Regions from separate parts of the Homo sapiens genome. Here all the other regions are linked to region 3. A link is an interaction called in ENCODE POLR2A ChIA-PET data of the cell type or tissue named here. Cell type or tissue: MCF 10A. All regions are shown on one strand. Links, peaks and the distances in the headings refer to the core of each region. The heading gives the core; the rest is flanking DNA.

Region 1 (7,590 bases), core at 1-5,000, 67 kb after region 3:
TAAGTGATCCTGATCTGCCATAGAAACCTTCATGCTTAGGGAGTTTCCCTAGCTAATTCCTCAGCTAAGATTCTCCCCAGGAGTTTCACTCACCTGTTTCCAGTGCCTCCTTTGGGCTGTCAGCATCTGTGATTCCACATTCCCCAGAGGGAGATTCCTCCCCAAAGCTGGTTGTATTTACTGCCAGTCCTGGGCTGTAGCCAGGGCAGTCTTTGAACACATTATCAAGAATACTTTTTAAAATAAAAGTCTGTTTCGACTTCCACTGTGTATTTTTTGTCTCCTTGGAAGCAAAGTTTCCACTGTTTGCACTGATTTCTCACCATCCCCTTTTCATCTGATTTCCTAAGTCCACTTTTTTCTTCTAAAGATACTGAAGTTGATTTTTCCATGCACTTAGTTTTTTTTAAGTGACATTTAAAACATTCAATCAATTGTTTTAATTTGCTGAGAATTGATGAAAATTTCACAATCCTTTTTTTTTTTTTTTATAAGAGTCAAGGTCTTGCTCTGTCACCCAGGCTGGAGTGCAGTGGCGCGATTATAATTCACTGCAGCCTCAAACTCCTGGCCTCAAGCAATACTCCCACCTAAGCCTCCTGAGTAACTAGGACTACAGGCACACACCACCCATGCAGCTAATTTTTTTTTTTGAGACGGAGTCTTGCTCTGTTTCCCAGGGTGGAGTGCAGTGGCACGATCTCAGCTCACTGCAATCTCTGCCTCCCAGGTTCAAGTGATTCTCCTGCATCAGCCTCCTGAGTACCTGGGAGTATAGGCGTGGACCACTACGCCCAGCTAATTTTTTGTATTTTTAGTAGAGACGGAGTTCCACCAAGTTGGCCAGGGTGGTCTAAAACTCCTGATCGACCCACCTCGGCCTCCCAAAGTTCTGGGGTTACAGGCATGAGCCACCACACCCGGCTCTCATTAAGTGTTTTTTCAAGCAAAAATAAAATTATTCCAGTACCTATACATGTTTTTCGCTTTTGCATATTAATATCCTTTAAAGATTTTTAGGTAATTGTAATCAATGTGTATGCTTTTTTCTTTGTTTCTGTAGTCTTTATTTATTTATTTTTGAGATGGAGTTTTGCTCTTGTTGCCCAGGCTGGAGTGTAATGGTGCGATCTCGGCTCACCACAACCTCTGCCTCCCGGGTTCAGGCGATTCTCCTGCCTCAGGCTCCCAAGTAGCTGGGATTACAGGAATGCGCCACCATGCCCAGCTAATTTTTGTATTTTTATAGTAGAGACGGGGTTTCTCCATGTTGGTCAGGCTGGTCTCAAACTCTTGACCTCCGGTGATCCGACTGCCTCGGCCTGCCAAAGTGCTGGGATTACAGGCATGAGCCACTGCACCCAGCCCATATTTTTTAAATAAAATTGTGATTACTTAGACTTTGCTGAGTTTTTTATTTTTAATTAATTTTTGATAAGAGTCTGGCTCTGTCACAGGGGTTGGAGTTTAATGGCAAAATCATAGGTCACTGCCACCGTGACTGCCTAGGTTCAAGCAATCCCGCCTTCAGGTGCAGGCCACCAAATGGGCTTTTTTTTTTTTTTTTTGGCAAAGAGAAGGTCTGGTTGTGCTGCCCTGCCTGGTTTTGAACTGGGCTCAAATGATCCTCCCTCCTCAGCCTCCCAAAGTGCTGGGATTATAGGCTTGAGGCACTAACCACACCCGGCCTTTGTTTTTGATGACAGCCATTCTAGTTAAGTTGTGAAGCAGTATCTACTTGTGGTTTCGTTTTGCATTTCCCTCGTGACTAAGGATATTGAGCATCTTTTCATGTGCATATTAAACCATTTGTTTATCTTCTTTGTTGAAACGTTTATTGAGATATTTTGCCTTTTTTTTTTTTTTTTTTTGCAACTTCTTCCAGGAAGGCACTAATTTTTAAAATAGGGTATTTACTGGCCGGGCGCAGTGGCTCACACCTGTAATCCCAGCACTTTGGATAGGCCGAGGTGGGCGGATCACGAGGTCAAGAGATTGGGATCATCCTGGCCAATATGGTGAAACCTTGTCTCTACTAAAAACACAAAAATTAGCTGGGAATAGTGATGTGCGCCTGTAGTCCCAGCTACTCGGGAGGCTGAGGCAAGAGAATCGCCTGAACCTGGGAGGCGGAGGTTGCAGTGAGCCAAGATCACGCCTCTCAAAAAAGAAGATAAGTGATTTGCAAATATTTTCTCCCAGCCTCTCTCATTTGTATGTTCTTAATGGTGCTTGTTTTTTGTTTGTTTGTTTGTTTGTTTGTTTTTGGAGACAGGGTCTCACCCAGTCACCTAGGTTGGAGTGGAGTGGCACCATCTCAGCTCACTGCAACCTCTACCTCCTGGGCTCCCACCTCTGCCTCCAGAGTAGCTGGGACTACGGGCGCCACCATGCCTGGCTAATTTTTACATTTTTCTTTTTTTAGAGACAGGGTCTCCCTATGTTGCCAGGGCTGGTATGGAACACCTGGGCTCAAGCAGTCCTCCCACCACAGTCTCTCTAGTAGCTGGAACCACAGGCACACCCACCATGCCCAGTTAATTTAAAAAGTTTTTTTTTTTTTTTGGTAGAGGAAGGGTCTTACTATGTTTCCCAGGATGGTCTGGAACTTCTGAGCTCGGCCTCTCAAAGTGCTGGGATTACAGGCATGAGCCACAGAGCCCTGCCTGAGAAAGTCTTAAAAAGCACAATTAAGAGACTTGGTTGAATCCCTTAGCTCCCTTTTAATTTCAACAGACATCCATACTCTTCAGACCCTTCTGGAGGCTAAATTATGGTCCAGATTGAATTATTCAAATAACTTGAACCTGGGAGGTGGAGGTTGCAGTGAGCCAGGATCACACCACTGCGCTCCGGCTTGGGCGACAGAGTGAAACTCTGTCTCAAAAAAAAAAAAAAAGTATTCAAATAAACTTTATTTCTCTGTTCTCATGTATCCCTATTTATCTTTGTATTCTGAGTTCCTAACAGGGTGACTGACACATAGCACTTCTTTAAAATATGTTAAATTGAAATTTTAAGGCCAGGTGCAGTGTCTCACACCTAGAATCCCAGCACTTAGGGAGGCCGAGGCGGGTCGATCAATTCAGGTCAGCAGTTCCGGCCAACGTGGTGAAACCCCATCTCTACAAAAAAATACAAAAATTAGCTGGGCGTGGTGGCTCACGCGTGTAATCCCAGCTACTCGGGAGGCTGAGGCATGAGAATCACATGAACCTGGGAGGCGGAGGTTGCAATGAGCTGAGATTGTGCCACTGCACTCCAGCCTGGGCAACAGAGCAAGACACTGTGTAGAAAGAAAGAGAGAGAGGGAAGGAGGGAGCGAAATAAATTATAAGCATAAACATGGAGGGCATTTTTGCAACCCCAATATGGGTTTCAAACTAGCCAAGTGGCAAACATTAGTTATAAACTGGACAATTGGATTTTTTTTTTTTTTTTTAGATGGAGTTTCACTCTTGTTGCCCAGGCTGGAGTGCAATGGCGTGATTTCAGCTCACCGCAACCTCCGCCTCCCAGGTTCAAGCGATTCTCCTGTCCCAGCCTCCCGAATAGCTGGGATTACAGGTATGCACCACCACGCCCAGCTAATTTTGTATTTTTAGTAGAGATGGGGTTTCTCCATGTTGGTCAGGCTGGTCTCAAACTCCTCACCTCAGGTGATCAGCCTGCCTCGGCCTCCAAAAGTGCTGGGATTATAGGCGTGAAGCCACCGTGCCCGGTGGCTTTCTTGTTAACTAATCAGATTTCATGCTTCAGTTAATTCAGTCTTAGTCATGCTTATTGTAAAAAAGGATGGTATAAATATTTATGAGCTAGAAGTAATAGCAAGAGCTGGAGTTTGAATGGGAAGGTGCACAGGTGAATTTCAGAGACAGAAGGGCAGCATTAACAGAAACGTTTCTAATTACTAATTGTTTTGCTCTTGGTCTATAATCAGTGGATGAGTTTCTTTACCACATGGGATAGTCCCTTGGTGCCCATCCTATAGCATGGCTCCTGATTTGTAAAGACATCTGTCTTCTAAGGAGCATAGCATGTCTTTGCTGTTCTGTCTGGTAATCCTACTAATAATCAAGTCCTCAAACAAACGGATTTTTCCAGTTCACGCTATAGGAGAAGGGTTACTGAGCCTAGGAACTAAAGTTTTTAATCAGGCTTCACTTTAAACATCCTACAGTCAGCCAGGTGCGGTGGCTCATGCCTGTAATCCCAGCACTTTGGGAGACCAAGGCGGGTGGATCACCTGAGATCAGGAATTCGAGACCAGCGTGATCAGCATGGTGAAACCCCGTCTCTACTAAAAATTAGCCAGGTGGTAATTAGCGTGGTGGTGAGTGCCTGTAATCCCAGCTACTCGGGAGGCTGAGGCAGGAAAATTGCTTGAACCCAGGAGGCGGAAGTGAGCTGAGATCATGCCATTGCACTCCATCCTCGGCGACACGGTGACACTCCTTTTCAAAGAAAACAAAAAACAACAAAAAACAAAAAAAATTCTACATTCATAACCCTCTAGAGTCATATACTTTAAAACAAAACAGGCTGGGCGCAGTGGATCAAGCCTGTAATCCCAGCACCTTGGGAGGCTGAGGCGGGTGGATCACGAGTTCAGGAGATGGAGACCATCCTGGCTAACATGGTGAAACCCCGTCTCTACTAAAAATACAAAAAAATTAGGTGGGCGTGGTGGTGGGCGCCTGTAGTCCCAGCTACTTGGGAGGCTGAGGCGGGAGAATGGCGTGAACCCGGGAGGCGGAGCTTGCAGTGAGCAGAGATCACGCCACTGCACTCCAGCCTGGGCGACAGAGCAAGACTCTGCCTCAAAAAAAAAAAACAAAACAAAATAACAAAACAGGCCGGGCGCGGTGGCTCACGCCTGTAATCCCAGCACTTTGGGAGGCCGAGGCGGGCGGATCACGAGGTCAGTAAATCGAGCCCATCCTGGCCAACATGGTGAAACGCCGTCTCTACTAAAAATACAAAAAAAAAATAGCTAGGTGTGGTGGCGGGCGCCTGTAGTCCCAAATACTCGGGAGGCTGTGGTAGGAGAATGGTGTGAACCCGGGAGACGTAGCTTGTCGTGAGCCGAGATTGTGCCACCGCACTGCAGCCTGGGCGACAGAGCGAGACTCCGACTCAAAAAAAAAAAAAAAAAGCATATTGGCCAAAGTCGACTAGGTTGGACTTTGTTCAAAGATAAAGTAACAGGGTGTGTGTGTGTGTGTGTGCATGGGTGTGTTTTAAACATTTTAATGTGGGCCTAAGTGTGACAACTTGAATTTTGTAGTGCAGAGGTTTAGCAGTAGTAGCATTCACATACAAGTCATGTCTTCACATTTTCAAAATAAGTGATTCTGGCCAGGCGCGGTGGCTCATGCCTGTAATCCCAGCACTTTGGGAGGCCGAGGCAGGCAGATAACCTGAGGTCAGGAGTTTGAGACCAGCCTGGCCAACATGGTGAAACCCCATCTCTACTAAAAATATAAAAATTAGCCGGGCATGCTGGCAGGTGCCTGTAGTCCCAGCTACTCGGGAGGCTGAGGCAGAAGAATTGCTTAAACCCAGGAGGCAGAGGTTGGAGTGAGCTGAGATTGCTCCATTGCACTCCAGCCTGGGTGACAAGAGTGAGACTCCATCTCAAAAACAAAAACAAAAGAAAAGTGGTTTTTTTGGTAAAAAGCCAAAACAAAATTTAATGGTAGAACATGTTTTTAAAGTAAATGTATCCCTATTCATCTGTGCCAGGCTTTTCTCATTTGTACATATAATTTCTTCAAATTCTTAAGTACTTAGAATTCTTGATAAGAACAAAATGTACACACAAGCTCTTATTCACACAGTACATATTTATTAGAGTTGATTTGGCAGAGATTTTCACTATATTTTTATTTTATTTTTTTTTGAGACAGTCTTGCTCTGTTGCCCAGGCTGGAGTACAGTGGCATGATCTCTGCTCACTGCAACGTCTGCCTCCTGGGTTCAGGCGATTCTCCTGCCTCAGCCTCCTGAGTAGCTGGGATTACAGGCGTGTGCCACCATATCTGGCTAATTTTTTTTGTATTTTTAGTAGAGACAGAGTTTCACCATGTTGGCCAGGCTGGTCTCGAACTCCTGACCTCAGGTGATGCACCGGCCTCGGCCTCCTAAACTGCTGGGATTACAGGCATGAGCCACTGCGCCCAGCCGAGATTTTCACTTTCTGTAGTTCAAAATATATTTTCATTTTCAGAGATGTCTATGGGCATAATTTACACCTAATAGCTATTAGGCTTTGTTAGTGATTACTTATCTCATTTTGTTTAAAGCAGGGTTTTCTTCACCTTGGCTGTATTGGCATTTTGGACCGAGTGATTTTTTCTTTGGGTATCCTGTGCCTTGTGGGATATTCAGCAGTATCCCTGGCCTCTAAGCACTAGATGCCAGTAGCACCTCCCACCCCACAAGCTGTGAAAACCAACAATGTCTTTGGACATCGCCAAATGTTTCCTGCCCCCTCAAAACTGCCCCCATTTGAGAACCATTTGTTTAAAACAAATAAAAACTACATTGAGCTGGGTACAGAGACTCAAGCCTATAATCCCAGTACTTTGGGAGGCAGAGGTGGGTGGATTGCTTGAGCCCATGAGTTGGAGACCAGCCTAGGCAACAGCAAAACCCCGTCTCTACTAAAAGTACAAAAAAAAAAAAAAAATTAGCCCAGCATCGTGGCGCATGCCTGTAATCCCACCTACTCAGGAGGCTGAGGTGGGAGGATCACTTGAGCCCGAGAGGCAGAGATTGCACTACTGCACTCCAGCCTGGCCTACAGAGCAAGACCCTGTCTCAAAAAACAGAAAAATAAAAGAACCCCTACATTGTCTCCCGGGTGAGGAAACTTCTTTAAACTCTTTGTACAGGATAGGGCCCCGTATTTGTTAATCTCTATGGACAAATAAAGTCTTATTTGAAAGGTTAACAGGCATTGTTGTTAAAATACATTTCAAACTCAAGGATGGACAAGCCTGGGCAACATGGTGAAACCCCAACTCTACAAAAAGTACAAAAAATTAGTTGGGCATGGTGGCACATGTCTGTAGTCCCAGCTGCTCCAGAGGCTGAGGCAGGAGGATCCCCTGGGCCCAGGGAGGTTGAGGCTGCAGTGAGTGGTGATCGTACCACTGCACTCCAGTGGCATTGGTGTGAGACCTTGTCTCAAAAAAAAAAAAAAAAAAAGAGGAACCAAAGGATGGAATGAAGCAACACTTCCTCAAAGTGGAATCTCAGGACATAAATGGACCTTCTTGGCTGCTATTCTGTCTTTTATTATTATTTTCTTTTTGTCCACCTGAACATTCATGTCTTTTATGAGGAATAAAATGTTCATGTTTTTTCTAAGGAAGAAAACCAGACATGGATAATCTCTATAGTATAAATTCATTCAACATAGAAGAAAAATAACTCCTTCAGGCCATTTTCAGTAAAACCTAGGATGGAGAAGGTAGCAGTAACTGCATTTTCTGAATAAAGGAATAATTAATGACACCTCACTGAAATGCTCTTGCTGAGAATGTTTATTAAATAATAATAATATATTATTATGATGATGATTAT
Region 2 (7,728 bases), core at 950-5,949, 110 kb before region 3:
CATTTTGGGAGGCCAAGGCAGACAGATCACATGAGGTCGGGAGTTCAAGACCAGCCTGGCTAACATGGTGAAACCACATCTCTACTAAAAATACAAAAGTAGCTGGGCATGGTGGCCTGCACCTGTAATCCCAGCTACTCAGGAGACTGAGGCAGGAGAATCGCTTGAACCTGGGAGGCAGAGGTTGCAGTAAGCCGGGATCACACCATTGCACTACAGCTTGGGTGATAAAGTGAGACTCTGTCTCAAAAAAAAAAAAAAAGAGGGAGAAAGAGAACAGCACGGGGAAAACTGGCCCCTATGATTCAATTACCTCCCCCTGGGTCCCTCCCACAACACATAGGAATTCTGGGAGACACAATTCAAGTTGAGATTTGGGTGGGGACACAGCCCAAACCATATCAGTCATGCTAGCCACACTTTAAGTGATCAATAGCCACATAAAAGTGGCTACCTCGTTGCACAGGATTGGACTGGACTGATCTCATTCATCTTTGTGTCTTCAGCACCTAGAACATTGCCTGGCTAGATGTTTGTTGATCTAAACTAAGCTTCTCTTTCTCTGCCTCAAGAAAAAGAAGCACATGAAACAGAGCATGTCAGCTTTGCAAATTATGTCTATGAAGATGTCTCAAAAGACTGATCTATAATATGATTTGCTCCTCACCCATATTTGAAATGAAATCATCTTAAAAATATAATTCCATTTTTCAAATAACTGCATAGATATGGCTCATTTTGTGCACTTGATGTACCAAAATGCATATGATTTAAATTTATAAATCAGCCAATTGTAATAAATGTGAGAGAAGCATTTTAACAAAAACTTTCCTATTGTGAATATTTTCAAAAGTGAAATTCCTTTACAAAGTGAGTAATTACTCTCTGATTTACCTGTAAGCACATCATTATATAAAAATCAGAATTTGGGCAGGGGAAGGGAGAGCATCAGGATAAATAGCTAATGCATGCAGGGCTTAATGCCTAGGTGATGGGTTGATGGGTGCAGCAAACCACCATGCCACATGTTTGCCTATGTAACAAACCTGCACATCCTGCACGTGTATCCCAGAGCTTAAAATTAAAATAAAATAAAATTTAAAAAAAATAAGAATTTGCCCTTAATTGAAGAATTAGGCAAACAAAAAATAGTTTTATTTGAATGTGCTATTGTAACCATCTGATGTAGAAAACTTTAGAGAATAAAGTTACTATTATTACTAACTACAAATAAATAACCAGCATTGTATAGCACTTTACTATGTACAAAGCAGTATCACAAACATTGCTTAATTTGATTCTCACAGAAACTATATAAGCTAACAGGGAAGGTCCTTACTGTGTCCATTTGGCAGGTGAAGTTCAGAAAGACTAATCTTTTGTCTCTAAATTCCGATCTTCTTTTCACTATACCAATAAGGACATATGAACTATCTATGGTAACTACATTGGAATTGGGACTTTAGATTTTTCTGCCTTATTTAGACGGAAATACTTTCCTAGAAATATAATCTTTTCTTTTTTTTTTTTTTTTTTTTTTGAGACTGGGTCTTGCTCCATTGCCCAGGCTCCAGTACAGTGGCACAATCTTGGCTCACTGCAACCTCCACCTCCTGGGTTCAAGTGATTTTCATGCCTCAGCCTACTGAGTAGCTGGGACTACAGGCACCCATCACCACATCCAGCTAATATTTGTATTTTTAGTAGAGACAGAGTTTAACCATGTTGGCCAGGCTGGTCTTGAACTCCTGACCTCAAGTGATCTTCCCACCTCTGCCTCCCAAAGTGCTCAGATTACAGACGTGAGCCACCGTGCCCGGCCCTAGAAATATAACTTTTTAAGCAACCTATAATTTGTGTGAACTAAAACCATTGTTTTACATCCCTGGAAAAAAATATATATATCTCGCCACCTATTTATAAGAAGGCCCTCAATCAATATTTGCTAAAAGATCAATGAATACATGAGTGATCCTGAAAACAAATAGAGCAGACTATTATCAGCCAAAGTTCAGTTGCAAAGAACAGAATCCAGTCTGGTTAGTTTAAGCTAGAAGTATTAAAGCACTTAAAGAACTGAAACTATTAATGGAGTGACTCACAAAACCATAACTCAGAACTGGGAAACCAAAAGAGCGGTGCTGTTGCTCATTGTGAAGCTGACTGCTCCAGCACTACGCCACCATACCACAGTCTGGAAGCCATCACGATCAGGAAGCTGCCACTTCCATGGCCAGCTCCAGAATCACACCATACCAACTATAATCTGCACTGGCAAAGTAGATGCACCACCCCATGTTTCCTGATATTCAGGAAACTAATAAGTGAACACTGGAACCTCCAGAACCATTGTTATAGAAGAAAAAAAACGCACCCAAAGCCAAGCCTAGCAGCAGAAACAGCCTTCCGGATCTTACATAGAGGCTCTGATTGTTGAAGCTTAAGTAATAATAGCTGCAAGAGAGTCTAGGGATGCAATATTTGGCTTACTAGTCTCTGTAGGAGTCTTGGCAAATTGGCCAACATGTGTGCTCTTTTTAGAATCTTTTATTAGTAGCAGAAATTGAAAAAAAAATTATTCTTGCAACAAATTAAGAGAACTAAAGTTCGCAATGATCAACTAACATATTACCAAATCAACTCCTATTATAAGAATTTATTATAAGATTTCAGTGTGAAGAAGAAGGTACTAATACACCATTTTATCTCAGTCTGAAAGCAAAGTCTCTAGGATGGCTTCAGCTACTCTGCAACTGGCACCAAAATGACCACAGGAAGAGAGAAGAGAAAAAGCTAATCTTCTCGACTGTTTCCATAGTGCAATGTTTTTTACAGAAAAATAAGTGAAATGTACAAAAACGATCATTGGAAATGCTTCTGCATGAATACTAATGTGTATATCTGCAATTTAGACATAATTTTTGGTGTTTTTGTTATTGTTTTTTGAGATGGAGTCTCGCTCTGGCACCCAGGCTGGATCTTGGCTCACTGCAACCTCTGTCTCCCGGGTTCAAGCAATTATCCTGCCTCAGCCTCCCAAAGTGCTGGGATTACAGGCATGAGCCACCGCGCCCAGCCCATCATTTTTGCTTTTGGTCCTGTATACAGTAAGACAAAACTCAAGTTCTTTTAAACTAGGGAAGGCAAAATAGTTCTACCTAGTCAGATTGAGTTATTTTCACAAGCAGCAGCATTTCCACCCCATCATCCAGCTAGTGGTGGGGCACTAGAGGGAAATAATTATTGGGTGAGAAAAGAAGAGAGAGAATTTTGTAGCCACAGCCTTATGTGTTGAGGGATCCTATGTGCACTGTGGTGTGGCATTCTGAATGGCTGCGGCACCACAAGGGCACTGTGTGGTGAGATGCCCTTCCCGGGGAAGGAAGACGCCAGAAGAAAAAAAATGAGTGAAGAAAGCTGAAATCACCAAAAACAAATTTCATCTACTTCACAACTTTAAAACATTAACTCTGTCCAGTCTTGTAGTGGAGAAGGATGATTGCCTATGGACCTCCAGATTATCAAACTGGTCTTGAACTCCTGACCTCAGGTGATCCACCCACCTTGGCCTCCGAAAGTGCTGGGATTACAGGCGTGAGCCACCGTGCCCGGCCCAGACTTTTGATATCTTGGCTTCCACCACCAATGTTAGCAAATATTTCTAGCAGAGTCTGATAGCAAAAGCAACAGTCTTTATCACTAAGTATAATGATGACTATAAGAACAAATCGAAACACGATGATTTTCATGTGTTCCTGAAGCCATCCCTATAAACTTTATAAAATTAATCAGGGAAGGAGGGAGGGGAAGAAACAAAAATAAACCAAGCTCACCGCCCATTCAGCATTAATCATGAGGCCAGCTGCTCTCTGACTGCTTCCTCATGGTTGCTTGGTGCTATTGCCTCAGAATCACATAGAACCTGTTACAAGATTTTAGTTCCCCTTAACTCCTCAATAGATAACAACTGGAACATTATTAAATGTTTAGTTTTACGTTTGATATATTCTTTTTGGTCCCACGTATCAACAACACTACTGACATCAGCTGGTCTGAAGGAACCCCCAGGAGCTCACTCACCAAGGAATTCAGTTTTTACATCCTGATGATTTTATTCCCCTTACCCTGACCAATCAACAACTCCAGTTTTCCAGCCCCTCAGCCTCCATGATCACCTTAAAAGCCCCAGCCCAGAACTCCTGGGAGGGATGGATTCGAAGTTCTCCTCCCATCTCCTCACTCGGCGCCCTGTGATCATTAAACCCTCTGCTGCTGTCTCAGTGTAACTGGCCTGTTACTGTGGATCGGGCATACAAATCTGTGGATCCTAAAACATTGCCACAAAACAATAATTTTATGGGAACACACTGCTTCCTCTGCTGTCGTCTGCCCCAGTAAAGTCAGCTACGTTCAGTCACTTCATGTGTTACCTCTCCTACATTCAACAAACATTTATGATAAACATTTCAACCTGACCCTGTGGTGGGCCCTGATAAAAGAATAAATAAGACACAGTCCCAACCCGCTCTGTGTCCATTCCAGGGACTCATATCTTAAAGAAGGCTAAGGCAGATGGTTATATCTTTTTTCCTCCACAGACTTATGTGAGATTTCAGACACAGTGGGTAACACAAATGAGGGTAAAGAGATATCCTCCCTGCAATGTGAAACGACATCATTATTCAAAAGCTAAAACCATCAGTTAGAACCCTCCCCCAGTGCCATTACTTCCCACTTACAAAACAATAGCATTAGAAGCTATAGTCAAAGGCAGACTTTAACTTTCTCTGATAAATTATTAATAACAAATGCGTTTTACCAAAGTTAATAAGATCCCCATACCAAGTATAAGAGCCATAAAAATGATAATATCCTTTGTCAAAGTAATTTTACTCAGGAGAATTGAAGTTTAGTCCGAACCAATATAGAAGTCATATGCATAGAGATGTTCACAATATTATCTATGACATCTAAGAGTCAAGAAATCATTAGATAAATTATGATTGTCAACTAGATATACTGAGGGGTAATTATAAGACTCGTGACAATAAAAAACAATTTATTATTTGATGGAAAGTTTTGAAACGTCTAATTTTTCTTTTTTCTTTTTTCTTTTTTTTCTGAGGTGGAGTTTCGCTCTTGTTGCCCAGGCTGGAGTGCAGTGGCACCACGATCATGGCTCACTGCAACCCCCGCCTCCTGGGTTCAAGTGATTCTCCTGCCTCAGCCTTCCAAGTAGCTGGGATACAGGCATGCACCAGCATGCTCAGTTAATTTTGCTTTTTTTAAAGTAGAGACTGGGTTTCACTATGTTGGTCAGGCTGGTCTCGAACTCCCGACCTCAAATGATCCACCCATCTCGGCCTCCCATAGTGCTGGGATTACAGGCATGAGCCACCGCGCCTGGCCTGAAAAGTCTAATTTTTAAAAGTGTGACCATGTGTACCAGGGCTTCCCAACCTTGGCACCATTGACATTTTGGTCCAGATAATTCTTTGCTGAGAGGGAGCTGTACGTTGTAGAATGTTTACCAGCACCCTTGACCCCTGCCCCCTGGATACCACTAGCGCCACCCATCCTCAGTAGTGACAATCAAAAATGTCTCCAAACATTCCCAACTCCCCACAGGTAGCAAAATCACCCCGAGTTGAGAACCATGGGTTATACTCTATGATCACAGCTATGTAAAAATGTGTGCATATGTGGAGAAAGCTGGGAGGAAATTTGGAAAAATTAAAAAGGCATTTCTAATAGGATGATGAAGTCATTGAAGTTTTTAAACATCCTCTTTAATATTTTTGCAATAAAAATATTAAAGGTTAAAATTGAGTACTGTTGTGAGTCACAAACTCTTCTAAGGAGTTTTAATCTTTAAAAGTTATTATACAGTTTCATTATTAGAGATAATTTTAATCTCCCGTTATAATGACATCAAAGGAAACTTTATTTAGAGGATTGCAAAATCATTTTTTAAAAACCCATAAGGCCAGAACTGATATGTGATTCAGATGGAGAAGGACAGAATGACTCATTAGTACTAACCATAATTCTTATTCTGCAGAATGCTTCTTGGAGCTTGCTCAAAATCAGAAAGAATTTCTAAGGAAATTTTGTATAAGAAAAAAATGAATTCAGAATTATTCCATCACTGCTACCCAACACTGGATTTGAGTAAGAATTTAATGTATGTTTGGCGTCAATGGGAAAGTTACTTAAAATATTTTGACAATTCTCAATTTTATTTTTAAAAATGTATTAAGGATTACAGCGTCTAACATTCGCAGAATGTTCTACCGTGTTCATTCTCTCATTTAGTGAATTTGAGCACAAGAAATAGAGCTTCAGTTGTGAACATGTGCTGAGTAACATAAGTAGGTAATATAGAACAAAGAGTGTAGGCTACTCTAACACTGTAGGGTTGGGAAAGAATAAAATTGTCAATATTCAAATGGCCATTCTATTCCTTGCTCCGGTAGAACAGGTGATTTTAAACTGTTTTAGAAAGTCTCAATAATATTATTCTACAAAGCAATATATCTGAGAAGTGGGTAACCCAGTGCCTAAACCTTGCCAGAGAGGCAGATGTAGATGGTTGACAATCACCCTTTCCTGTTCTGAGGCATATATGTGATTCCATAAATAAGTGCAGGGGTATTTGATGCTTGACTTGGAGAGCTATGCCTGGAGGCTTGGGGGAATTTGGAGGCTGAGGAAGAAAGGAAAAGGTAAAAGGCTATGAGCAAGAATCTCAAGAGAGTGGAGAGAAAAACATGGCCTCTCGGCTCTTCCACCTTTACTCTACCCCAACCCGTTTGGTCCTGTGGACCCAATTAGGTCTTTATGAAGATCAGTGTTAGAAGACAAAGGAACTTTCTCATGCCATATTGTCAGATTCAGCATGTACAGCACTGAGACCCAGGTAATAAAGGGTAGAGTGGGCTGGAGGCGTTGCCTTCATTTCTACACAGTGGGAGCAAAGCAGTCCACCAAGTGCTGTGAAGCACAGGGCAGCAGAAAATCAGAAATTACAGGAAGGGCCCCATCAACAGGGCCAGCGCCTCCATCCAACAGATTTGGAACAAGGGACTTCTGCCAGGAGACTGGACCTTCATAGGAACATGAGCAGACTTGTTCCTAAGGACATACAGGAAACTTGCTCACAACTCCCAGATTAACTGGTGGAGATTTTGTGAGGGGAAGTTATTGAAACCTTTCAGTTAGGCATTTAGTGTTATTATGACTTTTTTTGGTTTCCATGGGTTGACTAGGTATGGGAACATTCCAACTACCTCTGATTTACAAAAAAAAAAATACACCACCAATTCCCAGTTTTATATTTCACAGGTGTCCCTCACTTTAAAAATAAGTATTTCATAAAAGTTCGCTATAAATAAGATGTAAAGCAAATTCTATTTTCTCATAGGTAGACATTTTTAGGTAAAATTTACATAAGCAGTCATCATTACATTATTTTTCAATGGACAAAAAATTCCAATAAGTGGATCAAAAACTTTTGATAATGAAGGACAGTGAGATGAAGCCTAGCTCAAAGTAGGCTGGGCACTGCAAACCAATAGAGACACATCCCCGACTCTAAAAGTATTCCTCCACCATTGGCCACTGCCGTGGTCACAGTTACCAGATTGTCAAGTTAATATTATGAAGCTATGAAGTAACAGTGTAATAGCATCACTTCTGCAGGTACTATGATCATTACTCTGAATTAAA
Region 3 (7,728 bases), core at 1,864-6,863:
CACTGAAACCCAGGGATATGCAGTTTGCCTAATCAGCCCTATTTTCTGAGCTATCATTAGGGACAATTTTCACTTTCTCTGATGCTTCATTTCCCTGCAGCTTCTGAAAGCTGTTGATTTGCTCAGATTAAGACCAGCTTCTGCGCCTTTCGCGTGTCAGATTGTTGTGTACGTGTTCAAGAGTATGGAGGAATCATAAACAGTCCAGAAGGAGGCCCTGGTGTACTACACAAAGTTTTTGCCACATTGCTATGGGAGGAATCTGTGTTGCTTGAGCAAACACTTGAGGTTATGTGACTGTGAGATTCCAAATGTGCATTTCAACATCAGGTCATGACGGTGCAACTTGTTTTGTGATGAATGGCACTATAAGTAGAACATATTCTATAGACCAAGGATTCTTAGCCAGGGATGCATGGCGGGGCTTCAGAGGCTCTGGGAACATTCTGTATGTGTGTGTGCATTTTACTGGAGAGAGATCTCATAACTTTTATAATATTCTCAAAGGAGTTCATGACTCAAAAAAATCATTTAAAAACCATTGTTCTCAATTTAAAAATCACTAGAAGAGGAAGCTTCAGAAAACAGAATAAGCCAGGCACAGTGGTGTGTGCTTGTAGTCCCAGCTACTCAAGAGGCTGAGGTGGGAGGATGGCTTGAGCCCAGGAGTTTGAGGCTGCAGTGAGCTGTGATTGCACCTGTGAATAGCCACTGCACTGCAGCCTAGGCAACATAAGAGACCCTGACTCTAAAAAACAAACAAACAAACAAAAAACAGAAACCTTAAGTACTCTAATGAAAATGACAGTGTGCTCTGGAGGCAGAAATGCACCTTCCTTTTTGCATGAAAGATTTACGCTATGGGGCCGGGCACAGTGGCTCATGCCTGTAATCCCAGCACTTTGGGAGGCCGAGGCAGGCGGATCACCTGAGGTCAGGAGTTCAAGACCAGCCTGACCAACATGGCAAAACCTCGTCTCTACTAAAAATACAAAATTAGCTAGGCGTGGGAGCACATGCCTGTAGTCCCAGCTACTCGGTAGGCCGAGGCAGGAGAATCGTTTGAACCTGGGAGGCCGAGGTTGCAGTGAGCCAAGATCACGCCATTGCACCCCAGCCTGGGCAACAAGAGCGAAACTCCATCTCAAGAAAAAAAAAAAAAGTTTATGCTGTGATTAATACCTGGTCTCTGTATTAAGGGAGTGTGTGTGTGTGTGTGTGTGTGTGTGTGTGTGTGTGTGTATAAAAGAGAGTGAGAGAGTACACACACTATGTGCCAGGTAAGTGCTAATATTAGTTCCATTTTTCTTTTTGAGACAGAGTCTCACTCTATCGCCCAGGCTGGAGTGCAGTGGCACCATCTCGGCTCACTGCAACCTCCGCCTCCTGGATTCAAGCAATTCTCTTGCTTGAGCCTCCCAAGTAGCTGGGTTACAGGTGCACACCACCATGCCTGGCTAATTTTTTGTATTTTTAGCAGAAACAGGGTTTTGCCGTGTTGGCCAGGCTGGTCTCGAACTCCCGGCCTCAAGTGATCCCCGCTGCCTCAGCCTCCCAAAGTGCTGGAATTATAGGTGGAAGCCACCATCCCTGGCCTTAGCTCCATTTTATAAATGGGGAAATTGAATCTTACAGAGGCATAGAAATACCCAAGATCAGTGAGTAAGTCCATGTGAGCCCTAAGACAGCTTGCATAGATTTGTAAAGCAAAATACGGAACAAATTATATAAAACCATTTTCTTTTTTTTTGAGACAGTCTCGCTCAGTAGCCCAGGCTGGAGTGCAGTGGCACAATCACAGCTCACTGCAGCCTTAACCTCCTGGGCTTAAACGATCTTCCCACCTCAGCCTCCCAAGTAGTTAGGACTACAGGCACGCACCACCATGCTTGGCTAATATTTTCTGTTTTTTGCAGAGACGGGGATCCTGCTATGTTGCCCAGGCTGGTCTCGAACTCCTGGGCTCAAGAGATCCTCCCATCTCGGCCTCCCAGAGTGCTGAGATTACAGGTGTGAGCCACTGCCCCCAGCCAGAAGACAGTTTCCAAATAACATGCTTAATATTTGTACAAGTATTTCTTTTTTTCTTTTCTTTTTTTTTTTTTTTCTTTTTGAGATGGAATCTCCCTCTCTCGCCCAGGCTGGAGGGCAGTGGCGCAATCTCGGCCCACTGCAACCTCTGCTTCCCAGGTTCAAGTGATTCTCCTGCCTCAGCCTCCCAAGTAGCTGGGATTACAAGTGCCACCACCTCGCCCAGCTAATTTTTGTATTTTCAGTAGAGACGGGGTTTCGCTATGTTAGCCAGCCTGGTCTCGAACTCCTGACCTCAGGTGATCTGCCCACTTCAGCCTCCCAAAGTGCTGGAATTACAAGCGTGAGCCACTGCTCCCGGCCCAAGTATTTCTTTTTTAGGGGAGAAAAAATTATTGGAGAAAATTTCTTTCCTACTCATTTCCCAAATTTTTCTAGGAAGTCTATGTCAGATTTCCTTTCTTTTTTCTTTTCTCCCTTAAAATAATTTTTAATTGTTATTATAAACAGGATGGACCTGTGCTGAGGAGTGTAGCAGGACTGTGGTTTTATTCCTGCACTGTCTACTGGGTTGTGTGAAGATGGGCTAGAAAGAGGATCTGTTGGGAAGGAAGAGTCTAAAAATGAATGAACGTCAAGAGTCAACGACTCTTACAGCATCATTACCGTCTGTTCCTCTTCTCAGAGAGTCAGGCATGAGGGCCACCAGGCAGGGGAAAAAATGACTTCAGATCATGAGAAATTAAAAGCTTTTAATTAAAATTCATCCGGGTGAGAGAGTGTTCATGGCCAAATATTACAAAAAAAGCTATTTTCCTGTAATCAGTGCTTGGTCAGAAGTTCATAGACCCAGTTCACTTTCTACCCCATTTCTTCAGTCTTCCCCCTCAAAATTAAGTTAGCGCTAGGAGCCTGTAGAATGTGTGTGGCATAAATGTGTCTTGCCTGTGCTACAGCTGCACTTTCACTGGTGGCTGGAGCCAGTCCTGTGCATGTTCTCTCCTGCACCTCGTCAGTTAGCCAATCCCAATTTACCCTCCAAGATTAGGATCCTGGCTGGGCGCGGTGGCTCATGCCTGTAATCTCAACACTTTGGGAACCCGAGGTGGGTGGATCACGAGGTCAGGAGTTCAAGACCAGCTTGGCCAAGATGGTGAAACCCTGTCTCTACTAAAAATACAAAAATTAGCCAGGCGTGGTGGCAGGTGCCTGTAATCCCAGCTACTCGGGAGGCTGAGGCAAATAATTGCTTGAACCTGGGAGGTGGAGGTTGCAGTGGGCCGAGATCACGCCACTGCACTGCAGCCTAGGCAACAAAATGAGACTTTGTCTCAAAAAAAAAAAAAATTAGGATCCTGGCTGGGTGCAGTGACTCACACCTATAATCCCAGCACTTTGGGAGGCTGAAGTGGGCGGATCACTTGAGGTCAGGAGTTTAAGACCAACCTGGCCAACATGGTGAAATCCTGTCTCTACTGAAAATACAAAAATTAGCCAGGTGTGGTGGCGGGCACCTATAATCTCAGCTACTTGGGAGCTGAGGCAGGAGAATCGCTTCAACCCCGAAGGTGGAGGTTGCCGTGAGCCGAGATCACGCCATTGCACTCCAGCCTGGTCGACAAGAACGAAATTCTGTCTCAAAAAAAAAAAAAAAAAGATTAGGATCTGTCACACCTCAGAGAACCTTTAGTGACCCCCGAGGCTGAGTTTGATGCTGCTCCCTGCTCCCCTAGAGCCTTAGGAATTTCACTTTCCTTGCATGTCTCACACTCTCCTGTAAATGTTTATTGTTTTGGCCAGGCGCGTTGGCTCACACCAACACTTTGGGAGGCTGACCGGGTGGATTGCTTGAGCCTAGGAGTTTGAGACCAGCCTGGGCAAGATGGTGAAACCCCGTCTCTACTAAAAAAAATAATAATAATAATAATTAGCCAGGCGCAATGGCACACACTTGTAGTCCTAGCTACTCGGGAGGCTGTAGTGGGAGGATCACCTGAGCCCAGGGAGGTCAAGCCTTCATTGAGCTGTGATCATGCCACCGCACTCCGCCTAGGTGACAGAGTGAGACCTTGTCTCTAAATAAATAAACAAATTTTTATTGTTTTAATCTGTCTCTTCCACCAGATTCTAGGCTTTCTGAGGTCAGTTTAATGCCTGGCACATAGAAAATGCTCAAAAATTGGTAAACTAACAAATTTGTGTTTGTTTTTTCCCCATCCAAAAGTAATTGCAAGGATTAATGTTCTTAAGGTATAATCACGTGAAGGCACTTCTATGTTAAAAAAAAAAAAAAAAAAAAAAAAAGGCTGTGGGTGGGGGCAAGGAGGAGCCAGGGAGGAAAATTAGTCTCCTGTCAGAATTTGTGAAGTCAGTGCTAGGAGGTGAAAACATCACCTCTTAGATGCTAGCAGTATACTAGCAATCTATTGCTATACAACAAATTACTCCAGCACTTCGTTTATTATCTCTAATTGTTTCTATTGGCGGGGAATTTAGACAGGGCACATCTTGTCTCTGCACATGATGTCTAGGGCCTCAGCTTAAAAGATTAGAACAGGGCTGGAATCATCAGAAGGCTTGTTCACTCACATGTCTGGCAGTTGATGTTGGCTGTTGGCTGGAGGCCTTGCTGGGGCTGTCAGCCAGAACAGCCCACACACAGCCTCTCCACGTGACTTGAGCTTCCTTACAGTATGGTGGCAGGGCTCCAAGGGCAAATGTCTTGAGAGAGAGAGAGAGGGCGAGGCTGGAGCCTTTTACATAACCTGGCTGCAGAAATCACACAGCATTACTTGGCCACATTCTTTTGGTTAAGGTGGTTAAAAAGGTCCATCCAAGTTCAAAAGAGGAAACACAGACTCCACGGCTCAGTGAAGAAGTATCAACATCACATTGTAAGGAGAGCATGTGGATGGGATCTAGACTACTGTGGCCATCTTTGAAGAATGCAATCTGCCACAAGCAGTCATGGGGAAAAGGCCAAATTCCTCATAATAGAATGTGGGTGTGAATCTCTTATGTAAGACAAGAGATATGAATCAAGGCAGATGGATTTTGTGAAGGCAGTGAGTTTTTCCTTCACTTTCAGAGTGCAGGTAATTATAACTCTGTCAAGAATGCAAATAGAAAGAGGAAGGTTTAATATTTTGTGACAGAGATCTGGAATGTTATAAAGTCCTATTTCCAGTGATCAGATCTACTTCATCTTCTTGCAAAAATGAGGCAGTTGTAGTGGCTAGAGTAACACCCTCATGAACTCTCTTTGTTAAGTCATCCCCCGTCCCAGTCACTTCCACCTCTTCCTGGCTTACTGTCACTCTAACATCACTCTTGTCATAATCCTTGATTATTTTCTTATCCATGTTGGTGATACCCTGACCACTCTGCTTCTTTTTTGAGACGAGCTCTCACTCTGTCACCCAGGCTGGAGTGCAGTGGCATGATCATGGCTCCCTGCAGCCTTGACCTCCCAGGCTCAAGTGATCTTCCCACCTCAGCCTCCCTAGTAGCTGGGATCACAGGTGTGCACCATACCACACCTGGCTAATTTTTTAATTTTTTGTAGAGACGGGATCTCACCAGGTTGCCCAGGTTGGTCTTGAACTCCTGGGCTCAAGGGATCTGCCCTCCTTGGCCTCCCAAAGTGCTGGGATTACAGGCGTGAGCCACCGCGCCTGGTCCACTCAGCTTGAGATCCACTCATCCAATGATCTTGTCCTTCACCCTTCTCAGCTGCTCACTTCTTTGACTTTGTCATGACCTGTCTTTGCAACCTTCCATGATCGCTATTCTAGATGTCTTTCAGCTCCAATAATTCTTCAGCACCACAAGAACATACAGTTCTTTGGTATAACTACTACCTTTTCACTGTCCCTCCCCAACTATGCCTTCCCTTCCCCCCCCCACCCCCCCCCCCCACCTAGAACAGAAGCGCATCATGCGGGCCGGGTGAGGCGGCTCATGCCTGTAATCCCAGCACTTTGGGAGGCGGAGGCAGCTGGATCACTTGAGGTCAGGAGTTCGAGACCAGCCTGGCCAACATGGTGAAACCCTGTCTCTACTAAGAAGTCCGTCATGAGAATCACCCCTTTGCACACACTCAACTCTCTTGCCCCCTCCCTCCTTCTTGTGTGCTCCTAATAAACCCAACCCTGATTAACCCCACCCCCTACACCCTCCACAGCTGTCATCATGCAGTTTCTGGTCTCTGTATTTATGAAAACAACCTCTAGTGGGCCCTTGATGCTGTCTGCAGTCAGACATTCTCTGAAATAGGGCATGGGCTGCTCCTCTGGCCCAGAGCTGTAACCCTAGATTGTTGGGTCAGAGCCCCTCATCTGCCAGGCACTGCTGCCCAGACCTTAATACACACCCATCTGGCCTCCAGGAGAATAAGAAATCCTCTTCAGAAACTGCTTCTCCCTGCCGACACCCCTGGCTTTCTGGTGGCTTCAGAACTAAAGTTGGAGGATGTGACATTCTGTCTGAGGGTACCCCTTCCATTTCCGCTTCTTTTTCCTGAACACTCAGCATTGCTGAGAGCTATTTTGACAGCTCCTTCTATTCTTAGCACCAAAGCACAAAGTCATATATGCAGATAAACCAAGGCTAGAAAAACTGCATGTTCATTTTCTAAATTCTTAGTGAGAAAAATCAAGAGCAACTGTCGGGGTTGGGGGCGTAAGGGGCTGTGACCAAGTCGGACACTCCAGAGGGAGGTGGAAAGTGCCTGAGTGGAGATTCTGACACTATGCAGATGTGTCACCTCGGGCAAGTCCCTTCAGTTGCCGGGGGCTCAAACTCACCATCTGCAAAGTAAGGGGACGGGATGAGGGAATTCCTAAGCCCCTTTCTAGATCTTTCATTCTTCGTCACCAGATGCTACAATATACACAGTTGCCTCTGGGTTTTTTTCTGCCTCTCCTGCCTTCATTCATCAGTTTTTCAATCAACGAAAGGCTCTGCTTCATGCCCAGAGGGTACAGAGATAAATAGGGCACAATTCTTGCCCTTTAGGACCTCACTTTCCTTATAGACACATCACTTGATATATGTGAAAGTTGGTTATACAAACTGGGTCATTGTCATACCCAACTAACTCAGAGTTGAGAGGCCGGGGGAAAAGAGCAGTTAGGGTACATAGCACCTGCTCCAAGAATTGATTTTTCTGCAAAGCTGAAACAGCCTGCTATAACCCTGAGACCAGTTTCACCCTAGTAATCGCTAAAATGACCTGCTGTGACTCTAACACTAGTTTCACCTGCTGCTGTCACTCACGAGTCAGAGCCTGCCAGCTCCCAGAAGTTTCTTTAGTGCCAATGAGCGTTCTTTCAGAACAGTATGTAACATTTCTCTTTCTAATAAAACTCCCGGCCAGGTGCAGCAACTCACGCCTGTAATCGTAGCACTTTGGGAAGCTGAGGCAGGAGGATCACTTGAAGCCAGGAGTTCAAGACCACCCTGGGCAACATAGTGAGACCTCATCTCTACAAAAAAATTTAAAAATTATAGCTGGTGTGGTGATGTACTGCAGTAGTCACAGCTACTCGGGAGGCTGAGGCAGGAGAATCCCTTGAGCCCAGGAGTTTGAGGCTGCAGTAAGCTATGATCAAACCACTGCACTCCAGCCTGGGTGAGAGAGCAAGACACTGACTCAAAAAAACAAACAAAAAAAAAAGCAAAAACAAAAAATATGTA

The links. ChIA-PET counts read pairs that join two places held together with the same protein. Peaks named below come from ENCODE experiments on the same cell type or tissue, not always from the same donor. Only the 100,000 strongest peaks of a DNase experiment are listed, where the experiment ranks them.
Region 1: POLR2A ChIA-PET joins it to region 3 with 5 read pairs; 2 of 35 experiments call an interaction of 5 or more read pairs at or near these places.
Region 2: POLR2A ChIA-PET joins it to region 3 with 7 read pairs; 13 of 35 experiments call an interaction of 5 or more read pairs at or near these places.

Annotation. Positions count from the first base shown.
Region 1 is chr2:38,784,738-38,792,327 of GRCh38, forward strand. GEMIN6 (gem nuclear organelle associated protein 6) reads left to right here. Exons shown (of 3, transcript NM_024775.10): 3 at 1-265. Among named protein-coding and RNA genes, the nearest start is that of GEMIN6, 10 kb to the left of the region's middle. RefSeq lists an enhancer at 4,342-4,842 and a silencer at 7,137-7,337. In MCF 10A, for the core only: no CTCF peak of the experiment used is centred there; no DNase peak of the experiment used is centred there.
Region 2 is chr2:38,609,451-38,617,178 of GRCh38, forward strand. No RefSeq gene overlaps it. Among named protein-coding and RNA genes, the nearest start is that of HNRNPLL, 10 kb to the left of the region's middle. In MCF 10A, for the core only: no CTCF peak of the experiment used is centred there; no DNase peak of the experiment used is centred there.
Region 3 is chr2:38,716,105-38,723,832 of GRCh38, forward strand. All of the region lies in intron 4 of GALM (galactose mutarotase), which reads left to right. All of the region lies in intron 1 of LOC124905993 (a long non-coding RNA gene), which reads right to left. Among named protein-coding and RNA genes, the nearest start is that of SRSF7, 31 kb to the right of the region's middle. RefSeq lists a silencer at 6,120-6,179 and an enhancer at 6,970-7,019. In MCF 10A, for the core only: no CTCF peak of the experiment used is centred there; a DNase peak (open chromatin) is centred at 4,717.